Linked DNA regions of Homo sapiens: region 2 is linked to region 1. Evidence: read pairs that join two places in POLR2A ChIA-PET (ENCODE). Cell type or tissue: GM12878. All regions are shown on one strand. Each heading gives the region's core, and the rest is flanking DNA. Links, peaks and the distances in the headings are about the cores only.

The links. ChIA-PET counts read pairs that join two places held together with the same protein. Peaks named below come from ENCODE experiments on the same cell type or tissue, not always from the same donor. Only the 100,000 strongest peaks of a DNase experiment are listed, where the experiment ranks them.
Region 2: POLR2A ChIA-PET joins it to region 1 with 7 read pairs; 5 of 35 experiments call an interaction of 5 or more read pairs at or near these places.

What each region holds. Positions count from the first base shown.
Region 1 is chr17:16,405,954-16,411,211 of GRCh38, forward strand. It overlaps the pseudogene LOC124904150. Among named protein-coding and RNA genes, the nearest start is that of TRPV2, 7.0 kb to the right of the region's middle. RefSeq lists enhancers at 1,027-1,206, 2,297-2,666, 2,717-2,896 and silencers at 1,437-1,516, 1,577-1,626, 1,727-1,776, 2,007-2,096. In GM12878, for the core only: a CTCF peak has its summit at 1,585; DNase peaks (open chromatin) are centred at 1,301, 1,678, 2,518 and 3,108; H3K4me3 peaks cover 2,360 bases; H3K27ac peaks cover 2,376 bases.
Region 2 is chr17:16,539,561-16,545,038 of GRCh38, forward strand. It overlaps LOC105371554 (a long non-coding RNA gene), which reads left to right. Exons shown (of 4, transcript XR_007065637.1): 3 at 137-228; 4 at 1,093-4,526. Among named protein-coding and RNA genes, the nearest start is that of ZNF287, 27 kb to the right of the region's middle. In GM12878, for the core only: no CTCF peak of the experiment used is centred there; no DNase peak of the experiment used is centred there.

The sequences.
Region 1 (5,258 bases), core at 1-5,000:
GGTGCTGCCGGGCGCGGTGGCTCACGCCTGTAATCCCAGCACTTTGAGAGGCCGAGGTGGGCGGATCACGAGGTCAGAAGAGCGAGACCATCCTGGCTAACACGGTGAAACCCCGTCTCTACTAAAAATACGAAAAATTAGCCAGGCGTGGTGGCGGGCACCTATAGTCCCAGCTACTCGGGAGGCCGAGGCAGGAGAATGGCGCGAACCCCGGAGGCGGAGCTTGCAGTGAGCCGAGATTGCACCACTGCACTCCAGCCTGGGCAACAGAGCAAGACTCCGTCTCCAAAAAAATTAATAAAAAGAAAGAAAGAGAGAGAGAAAGAAAGAAAGAAAAGAAGGGAAGGAAGGAAGGGAGGGAGGGAGGGAGGGAAGGGAAGGAAGGAAGGAAGAAAGAAGAAAGAAAGAAAGAAAAAGAAAGAAAGAAAGGAAAGAGAAAGGAAGGAAGAAAGAAAGGAAGGAAGGAAAGAGTTGGCCGCCATGGCTCACGAAAAAAAGAAAGAAGGAAAGAAAGAAAGAAAGAAAGAAAGAAAGAAAGAAAGAAAGAAAGAAAGAGTGTTGGCCTGCAGAGGTGGCTCACGCCTGTAATCTCAACATTTTGAGAGGCCAAGGCCGGCAGATCACTGAGGTCAGGAGTTCGAGATTAGCCTGGCCAACATGGTGGAATCTGGTCTCTACTAAAAATTCAAAAACTAGCCAGGTGTGGTGGTGGGCACCTGTAATCCCAGCTACTCGGGAGGCTGAGGCAGGAGAATTTCTTGAACCCGGGAGGTGGAGGCTGCAGTGAGCCGAGATCATGCCACTGCACTCCAGCCTGGGCAGAGCGAGACTCCGTCTCAAAATAAATAAATAAATAAATAAATAAATAAATAAATAAATAAATAAGCCAGACATAGTGGCGCGCGCCTGTTGTCCCAGCTAACTGGAGGCTGAGGCAGGAGGATCGCTTGAGCCCGGGAGATGGAGGCTGCAGTGAGCCGTGATGGGGCCGCTGCACTCCAGCCTGGGCAACGGAGCAAGACCCTGCCTCGAAAGAAAGCGTCCCAAGGCGCCTGGCTCACCGCTCCAGAGCGCGCTCCCGGGTCGGCCTCCGCCCTCCAAGCCGGAGGGAAATGCTGTGGTCCCGCCGTCCGCCTGCATCCTCCAGTTCCTTTGGAGGGCAGGGGAGTGGAGCCCACAGGCTCTGACACCCTTACAGTCCAGCTCTGTGACTTGGGGAAGGGAGTGGCGCATGAGGAGGGCGAAGCTGGAGTCCAAAGGAAGGTCCTTCCGTTCCCGCCCCCGACCCGGGATCCGCCGAAGCGACTGCGGAGGCGGGTCCCAGGCCTGTCCCAGGAGGGGGTGTCCGGGAGGGGGACCGATGCCTACGTCAGACAGGAGGGCAGGGGACTCGCGGGATTCGTGGGGAAGCGAGAGGGGAAAGAGCAGGGAACGTGCGCTGGGGACGCGGCCGAGGCGCAGTGGGAGGGGGCCCAGGATTCTGGGTAGTTAGTTGGGCGGGGGGCGGGGATGCGCCTGAAGCTCGGTAGCGAGAGGTACTGGGGTCGCGGTGGGAGTCTTAGCAGAACCGCGGTGGAGCCTACTACCCGAGGGACGGGGTAGGGGGCGCGGCTGAGGCAGGTCGGGGTGTGAGGGGTGGGAGGCGCGGCTGAAGTGGGATGGAAGGGCGTGGAGAGGCGAGGGTGGGAGGCGTGGCTGAGGTGGGATGAGAAGAAAGTAGCGAAGTGAGGGGTAGGGGAGGCAGAGGCAAGGGTGGGAGGGAGATGGGGGTGAGGGGTGGGGGGGTGAGGGGTGGAGGAGCCGGAGGAGGGGTGAGGCAGATGAGGGTGAGGGGTCGGGGGATGAGGGGTGGAGGAGGCAGAGGTGAGGGTGGGAGGGAGGTGGGGGTGAGGGGTAGTGGGGTGAGGGGTGGAGGAGGCAGAGGTGGGGTGGGAGGCAGGTGGGGGTGAGGGGTAGGGGAGGCGGATATGGGGTGGGAGGCAGGTTGGGGGGTAAGGGGTGGAGGAGTTGAAGGCTGGAGGGGTCAGTGGTGGGGGAGGAGGAGGTGCGGTGGGAGGCAGGTGGAAGCGTGAGGGGTGGGGAGGCAGAGGCGGTTGGGAATGCATCCTGTGCCTGCGGAAATTGGGGAAATTCCCCAGAGGGGTAGGGGCTTGGGGCTGGGCTCCCAGATTTGGCCAAGACCTGGCTGTAGCTATTCTGGGTCCTGGGAGAGACGGAACGTCCGGGCCTGGCTGAGCTGTGGCCTCTGGGGCTCCCTGGGGCGGTATGGGAAGGGGCCATGCTTTGCGTGAGAAATTATCTCAGGCTGGGCAGGCTGTGCCCAGCCAGCTGGTCCCCTTGCCCTCCAGGAGGTGTCTGGTCCCCTTTGGTCCTCTCTGGCCCTGTTTGAGGACCAGCTAGCATTTTTTTTTTTCTCCGCTGCCTCAGTCTTCCTTGCTCCAGGAAGCCTGTGCTGCCTGCTAAACTGCCTTATTCGTATTTCTTTTCTGTGAGATTCAGACACAATCTTCTCAGGGAAGCTTCATCTGGCCAGTTAGACATAGCCCCAGCCCTGGCTTGGGGCCAAGTTTCGGAATTAGTACAAAGAGAAGCAAAGGCTGCAGGTCCAGGCCCTGGCTTGTCTACACCGCTCCAGCCCCTACCCCCAGCACCCTCAAGTGTCCCATCTTTTTTTACTTTTAAGGCCAGGGCAGTTTCCACCTTCCAGACCCTGAAATGCTCTCTCCCAACTCTTTTTTTAATTTATATTATGCACAGGCTTTAGACATGTCTTGCACATGTGAGTTGGATATTTTTCTACATCTAAAAGAGATGCCAATTTTATTTTTTAAAGCCAGTGGCAAAAATTTCAAACAGGCAGGGCGCGGTGGCTCATGCCAGTAATCCCAGCACTTTGGGAGGCCCAGGCGGGCGGATCACCTGAGGTCGGGAGGTCGAGACCAGCCTGACCAATATGGGGAAACCCCATCTCTACTAAAAATACAAAATTAGCCGGGCATGGTGGCACATGCTTGTAATCTCAGCTACTCGGGAGGCTGAGGCAGGAGAATCACTTGAACCCAGGAGGCGGAGATTGCGGTGAACTGAGATCCTGCTATTGCACTCCAGCCTGAGCAACAAGAGTGAAACTCCGTCTCAAAAAAAAAAAAAAAGACCGGGCGCGATGGCTCACACCTGTAATCTCAGCACTTTGGGAGGTCGAGGTGGGTGGATCACCTGAGCTCAGGAGTTCGAGACCAGCCTGCCCAACATGGCGAAACGCTGTCTCTACTAAAAATACAAAAAATCAGCCAAGCGTGGTGGCGGGCGCCTGTAATCCCAGCTACTCGGGAGGCTGAGGCAGGAGAATCGCTTGAACCTGGGAGGCAGAGGTTGCAGTGAGCCGAGATCGCACCACTGCACTCCAGCTGGGCGATGAGCAAAAACTCCGTCTCAAAAAATAATAATAAAAATAAAAAATAAAAAAATAAAAAAATTTCAAATAGTACAAAGGATGCACCTTATGTGCCTTCCCATCCCTGACCTCTAGTTCCCTGCTCCGGAGGACACATCTGCTACATATTTTGGTGACCTCTCTTTGCTCTTATTAAAAATCTATCTGAAAATAAATTCAAATAAAAGAAACATTTATAAAAAGTTACAAAGTGAAATGAAGCACAATAGGAAAGATAGGGTATAAAGCCTGCTTGGGGTAGATTTTCGTTAGGCGGACACTGGACTGAGTGAGGCTTCTTTTTTTTTTTGGTTTCTTTTTTTTTTTGAGACGGAGTCTGGCCCTGTTGCCCAGGCCGGAGTGCAGTGGCATGATCTCGGCTCACTGCAAGCTCCGCCTCCTGGGTTCACGCCATTCTCCTGCCTCAGCCTCCCCAGTAGCTGGGACTACAGGCGCCCGCTGATTTTTTGTATTTTTAGTAGAGACGGTGTTTCACCGTGTTAGCCAGGATGGTCTCGATCTCCTGACCTCGTGATCCGCCCACCTCGGCCTCCCAAAGTTTTTTTCGTTTCTTTTAATGGAGTCGGAGTCTGGCACTATCTCCCAGGCTGGACTGCAGTGGCGCAATCTCGGCTCACTGCAACCTCTGCCTCCCAGGTTCAAGCAATTCTCTTACCTCAGCCTCCAGAGTAGCTGGGACTACAGGTGCACGCCGCCATGCCTGGCTAATTTGTGAAGCTTCTTGAAATATGAATCCAGTGGTATTCAGATTGAGGAAGTCTTGCTTCCCTGCTTGATTCACTTCCCACTAAAAACACAGGCATTCTTCCCTACACAGGGGACTTTTTAAAACAAAGATATAATTCACATACAATTCACAAATATAAAGTGTACATTTCATTGGTCTTTTAGTGTAATTCACAGAGTTGCACAGCTGTCATCACAATCAACTTTAGAACATTTTATCTCCCGCAAAAGAAGCATCATACCTGAGCTGGGTGCATTGGCTCACGCCTGTAATCCCAGCACTTTGGGAGGCTAAGGTAGATGGCTTGAGTCTAGAAGTCTGAGACCAGCCTAGGCAATATAGTGAAAACCTGCCTTTAGAAAAAATACAAAAAAAAAAAAAAGAAAAAAAAAAAGACCCAGGTGTAGTGGCATGTGCCTGTAGCTACTTGGGAGGTCAAGGCAGGAGGATTCCCCGAGCCTGGGGAAGTCGAGGCTGCAGTGAGCCGCAGTCACGTGCCACGGCACTCCAGCCTGGGCGATGGAATGAGACACTGTCTCAAAAAAATAAAAAAAGAAGTCTCATACCTTTTAGCAGTCAGTCCTCCTTTCTACACTCGCCCCCAACATCCCCTTGCCCTAGACAACCACTTTACAGTTCCCTGTTTTGGATATTTCATATAAATGGAATCACGCAGATTACTTCTTGACCTTTCAGCTAAAATCAAGTGTAGTATCTGTTCTTATCAGTTTGACGTGTCCCTTATCTGAGGATGTAATAAAAATAAAAATAAATAAATGGAATCATGCAGTGTGTGATTTTTGTGACTGACTTCTTTCATTTAACCTAATTTTTCAAGTTTCTTCCATGCTATAGTGTACATCAGTACTTAATTTCTCTTTTTGTGGCCAAATAATATTCCATTAAATGGATATGCCACATTTTATGTATCCATTCGTCATCAGTTAATCATCATTTGGGGTGTTTCTATTTGGTTATTATGAATAATGCTGCTGTAAACATTCATGTACAAGTGTGTATGGACATATGTTTCCATTTCTTTGAGTACATACCTAGGAGTGGAATTGCTGGGTCGTA
Region 2 (5,478 bases), core at 479-5,478, 130 kb after region 1:
TCCCACCACCCCCGTCTCTGTACAAGGGAGGTGCTTATTTCTTCCTTCTCCCTTCTTTCTTTCCTCTTCTTGCCTATTAAACTATCTGCCCCTTAAAACCACTCCACATATGTCCATGTTGTTTTATCTAAACCAGCATGAGGACCAAGAACCCTGGTGTTCCTCCACTCATCGGAGCCGTATCATTTTGGTGCATTGGCCAGGAAAGGAAATTCAATCATGAGACTGGTGAGTATGGAGCGGATTTCAACTTTATATCTGTTCTTTAGTCTCAAGGCTCTCTTCCAGCTACCCTGTCGCCAAAACTTTCTTTCTATCTGTGGTCTCTCTGTGTGTCTAATGTGCAGGATTCTGTCTGTTAGAAAAGATCGTGAATCACGGCATGCAGTAACTCAATAAGTGTCTCTCTCTCTCTCTACGTTTTCTCTGGCAAGCACATGGTATTTCTAAGCCACCTAGTAGAAATCAGGCTGTAGGCCTCTTCTAAGAATGGGAAGTTTCTGCTTTTAACAGTTAGGAGTAGGATGTCTTCCATGGCCAAATTTTAGTCTCAATATTGTCCCACTGGCAGGAAAACGGCCATTCAGTTCCTATGTTCCTTTAAGCCATCTATTCTGGCTCCTACTAAGACAGTGCTTAATTAGTAAGGGGATTTTAAGTCCAGAAGTTAACCGGAACCATTCTTCTATGGGTAAATGCTTTAGCATGGGCTATAATGGCAGGATATAGAGTTCAATCTATCACATCCCCTCCCTTAAAGGGTCTCTTCCCAATTACATGGTTTTTCTTCAAATCCATTTTTTGGGAGGCACACAGGCCACCCAAGTCTAGGAGGTCAAAGGTAAATAAAAGGCAGAGAACTGATTGCTTGGGAACAGCGTGACTATGGCCCAAAACTCAGATCCTCTGGTGCCATGGCTTGGAGGGTCACACCTGCAGTCATGGGTGGAACATTTAAATGAGTGCTGGGAATCCAGGAACAAAAGAGAAAATAGTTGGGGGACGCCTCCTACTGCTTTCTTCTCCATCCTGGATTTCATACCAAAAGGAAGGAGACTAAAAGGACGCTTTTATTCTCACTTCTCTTTCTAGATGGGTAACAGACCATCTTCAACATGCACTTCTCTTGAGTGTATTTTGAAGCACTAGGACTCTTTCGACCTTGAAACTTTGAAGAAAAAGTGGCTTATTTTCTTTTGCAGTCATATCAGGCAGGCCCAGGGAAAACAGTACCCCAAAATTTAAAAAGTAACTTTCAGGGAAGTCATCTGAGGGTCCCCCTTATTTGGGGCCCCTTCAAGTTCCCTTCTCATTGCAGGACCTTTGGCAAGTAAAGGGAGACTTAGGCTGGTTTTCTGATGACCTTAATAAGTATATGGAAGCTTTCCAATATTTAACTCAGGTATGTAACCTCTCATGAAGGGATGTTATGTTGCTGCTAAGGCAAACCCTTACTGTAGGTAAAATAAGCAGCTCTGCAAGCAGAAGAAAATTTTGGAGATAAGTAATGTCTCCTATAGAAGGCCAAAAGGGAAAAGAAAAAAATAGGGAAGGCAAAGGGGAAACACCATTCCCAATAGGAAAAGAGGCAATACCTCCTGACAACCCTAATTGGAACTCCTTTCTGTGGTGTTTTTCCTTGTTTTGCAGTTTAAAATGGCTTCTCTTTTATAATGTTCTTCCAACATGGAAAAGGTTAATTTTCCAAACCTTAAAATGTTTGGCATAGAGTTGAGCTAGGGGGAAGGAAACCCAGCCCAGAAGCCTGATATGCTGGCAAAAGGGTAAAAATTTCTTACCAGTCAGGCTTTTGGCTTCTCTCTTCCTGTGGAAACCGGCAAAAGGGATAATAAAGATCATTGTTTATGTTTTCTTTAAATTTATAGTTAATGAAAAAGGATTTGTGAGGTTGGTCTTAAGCTGTAAACAATCTGCTCTTCTTTGTATGTCTTTCTGTGTGGTTCTGTTAAAGAAAAGGTATCTTAGGTCAGGATGCAGGCCCAGAAACCCATAAGCCTGCTGTTCAAACCAGCCCAGCAAAGTATCCAGTGGCAAACTTGGCTACAGGCCTCCATCTTGTTTCATGTCATGGGAACATAATCTGTAACCATGTGGCAATACTTTGTTTTTGTCTCCGCCATTTTACAATGGTGGCTGTCTTCTTGTGCTAAATCAGATAAGCCAGTTTGTCAGTCTGGGCTGTGTCAGCTGATCCATCAAGGGCAGGGTTTACAAAACATCTTAAGCACTGATCATAACAGCCGTTTAGGGAGGGTCAAAATCTTGTAGCCTCCAATTGCATGGCTCTTGGGCCATGGTTTCTAATCCTGTAGCTAGTTTCTTGGTCTGGTCCCCAGGCAAAAGGGAAGTATATCTTGAGAAGCAGCTGCTATCTTCTTTGTTTTAGACTATAAACTGTAAACCAAGCTCCTCCCCAACTTGATTCAGCCTATGCCCGGGGATGGGCAAGGACAGTTTGGGGACTGGAAACAAAATGGAGTTGTTTGGGTGAGATCTCTTCCACTGTCTCAGTCACAATTTTGCAGTGACAGTTTCAAAAGCTGCCTGTCCGGGTGGATCACGAGGTCAGGAGTTCAAGACCAGCCTAGTCAACATGACGAAACCCTGTCTCTACTAAAAAAACAAAAATTAGCCAGGCGTGGTGGCATGCACCTGTAGTCCTGGCTACTCAGGAAGCTGAGGCAGAGGAATTGCTTGAACCCAGGAGGCAGAGGTTGCAGTGAGCCAAGATCATGCTACTGCACTCCAGCCTGGGTGACAGAGCAAGACTCTGTCTCAGCAAAAAAAAAAAAAAAAAAAAAAAGCTGCCTGTCACTCCTTTAAAAATACCTTTTACACTCCTGGTTAAGTCATAACCTAATTAAAGCTCTTTAGTTTTACCTGTGAGGTTACTTATTGTAAAGTTCAAAAGCCAAAAATCTTAACTGCTTGGCATGGCTAAGGTCAAGTAACAAAGGATTTAGAAGAATTTTCTTAAAGAGTGCTCAGCTTAATTAAAAGTGGAAAATCAAGTTATAGGTATATTAAAAGGCCTTTATGTTTTTTCTTTTCTTGAATCTTGTTTTTCTGGAAAAAGGCTCATCTCAGCCGACTGAATTATTTTTCTCCATTTTTTGTCTTACTACTCTTAATGCATGTATAAAAGGCCCTAAGATAACTTCTGGTAGCATGGGACTCCTCAGGAAACACAGAGGAGGCGCCACAGACCCCGTTTTGGGAAAAAACCCTCTGTTTTCCTCATGAAACCCCAGGAATTAAAAGCAAATAATTCCCTCTCAAAATCAAAGGCTCTGTTCTGTTTTGCATTGTGTTATCTGATGGTTTTGAGTTTTGGGGGTATCAGAAATTACTTCGCATTTTTACAAGAAAGCTTTGGTGTGTAATAATCAAGTAGAAAATACACTGTAAGGGATGGCTAATAGTAGTTATAAATCAGGGATGCTCTTGGCCACCTGGAAGATAAGGAAACATCCTCACCCTGCACTGGGAGATGAGACTCCCATCAGGGATGGGCTAATTACAAAATAAGCCAATTGGCTTTGGGCTGCCTTGCAATGCAATGCATGGTAGAAGCACTACACCGTCCTCTCCCATAGTATCTATATGGTCTTTTCATAAATTAAGCATTAAAATAAAAGCATAGCAAGGAGGTCTTAAGACACTAATCTGCCCCTTAGTAAAAGGGTTATAAAAGGTTTGTAAAGATTTCACCTTGGCCGGGTGCGGTGGCTCACACCTGTAACCCCAGCACTTTGGGAGGCCGAGGCGGGCAGATCACCTGAGGTCGGGAGTTCGAGACCAGGCTGACAAACATGGAGAAGCCCCGTTTCTACTAAAAATACAAAATTAGCCAGGGGTGGTGGCACATGCCTGTAATCCCAGCTACTTGGGAGGCTGAGGCAGGAGAATCGCTTGAACCTGGGAGGCGGAGGTTGCAGTGAGCTGAGATCATGCCCTTGCACTCTAGCCTGTGCAACAAGAATGAAACTCCATCTCAAAAAAAAAAGAAAAAAAAAGATTTCACCTCATGGTCAAATTGGTTAGGATTTGATGGAATAATCTATAAGGTTTCGTGTAAACAAATTGGGGTTAACATTAATAAACTAATGCAAGGGTAAAATTTTGCTTTGAACAAGATTTTCATTTCATAATAAAGGCTAATGAAAGGATTTTGCCTTTTGAGTCATCATTTTGGCAAAATAATTTATGGCAATCTGGAAATTGTCCTTCCTGATACCTAACTTTTTGAATGGTTTAGAGGGGCCCTGAAACATTCAGAAAAGAGGTAAACAGGATTATTTGACATGTTTAGTCACATGAGATTGCCAAAATGATGTCCAATCTTATTTAAGTTATAGTTTGGTGAATAATACTAATATATGTTTCAGAATTGTATGGGATTTCTAAGATTCTAATGTCTAAGTATATGCTATCAATCATAATTAAGGGTAAAGTTATTGTAAACCATGAAGATAAATAAACTTCTTTGTCAGTCATGTTTTTAACTATCCTGAAAATTTTGTCATTCACAGACAATTGTTGTCCTGCTTTGTTCCTTTTCAAAAAATGGTTTATAATCAAGCTCTATTAAGGAGTTCAACAGGTGTTCTCAAATGCAGGTTTTTAATAGCTTTAAAGATTGTAACATTGGAATAGAGAGAGAATGTATGGGACTCACAAAGAACTAATATGTTCATAAATATCAAGCAAAACAAGAGTTAAGTAAATGGACTGCACTCAGAAAGTTAAAGCAGAGTTTTTAACTTTGCTTGGAATATTGCTGATCCTTGTTTTGTTTTTCAGAGTCAAGAAAAGTTTTAAACTATTTATGGCCTTTAATAATTGAGTAAGGTATACTCCTGTGAACAAAATTTGGAGCATATTTATTTGTCTCTGCCTGGTTCCTCTAGAATTTGGAGACTAGCTGTACTCTTAACTTAACGGCAATATAGCTCTTTGCATCAGTGCAATAAGAATCCATTTTTCTTTGTCAACAGGACACATTGGAAAAACTGGTTATTTTAACCAAGGCTTGAGGGTGTGTTTCCTTTTAAGGAATCAAGCTTGACATGCAGAGCAAATAAAAGCCCCTTGGGGAGAACTGGCCTCATACCTTGTCTGCACAGTCCCTGCACAAGATTCCTAACCTGTGGTCAGTAAAGAGTGTCACTTTCTAATAGGTCTGGGAGCTCCGAGTTTATCTTGGGGCCTCAAGAGGAGAGGATCACCCAACTCACAGGTATTTGAGGATACAAACCCATGGCTGGGCTTGGCTTTAAAAGGTCTTATCTGAGATTCCTTGTAGAACAGTTTCATCGAAGCCAATCCAAAAGGCCTGTGTAGAAATAACCTTTCTTGCTGCACTTTATGCAAACAATCAGGCCATGTATAGGACTAAAGTTTATTCTACAGACAACACACACGGGCCTATCATAATTTGTTTTTATCAAAAATGAG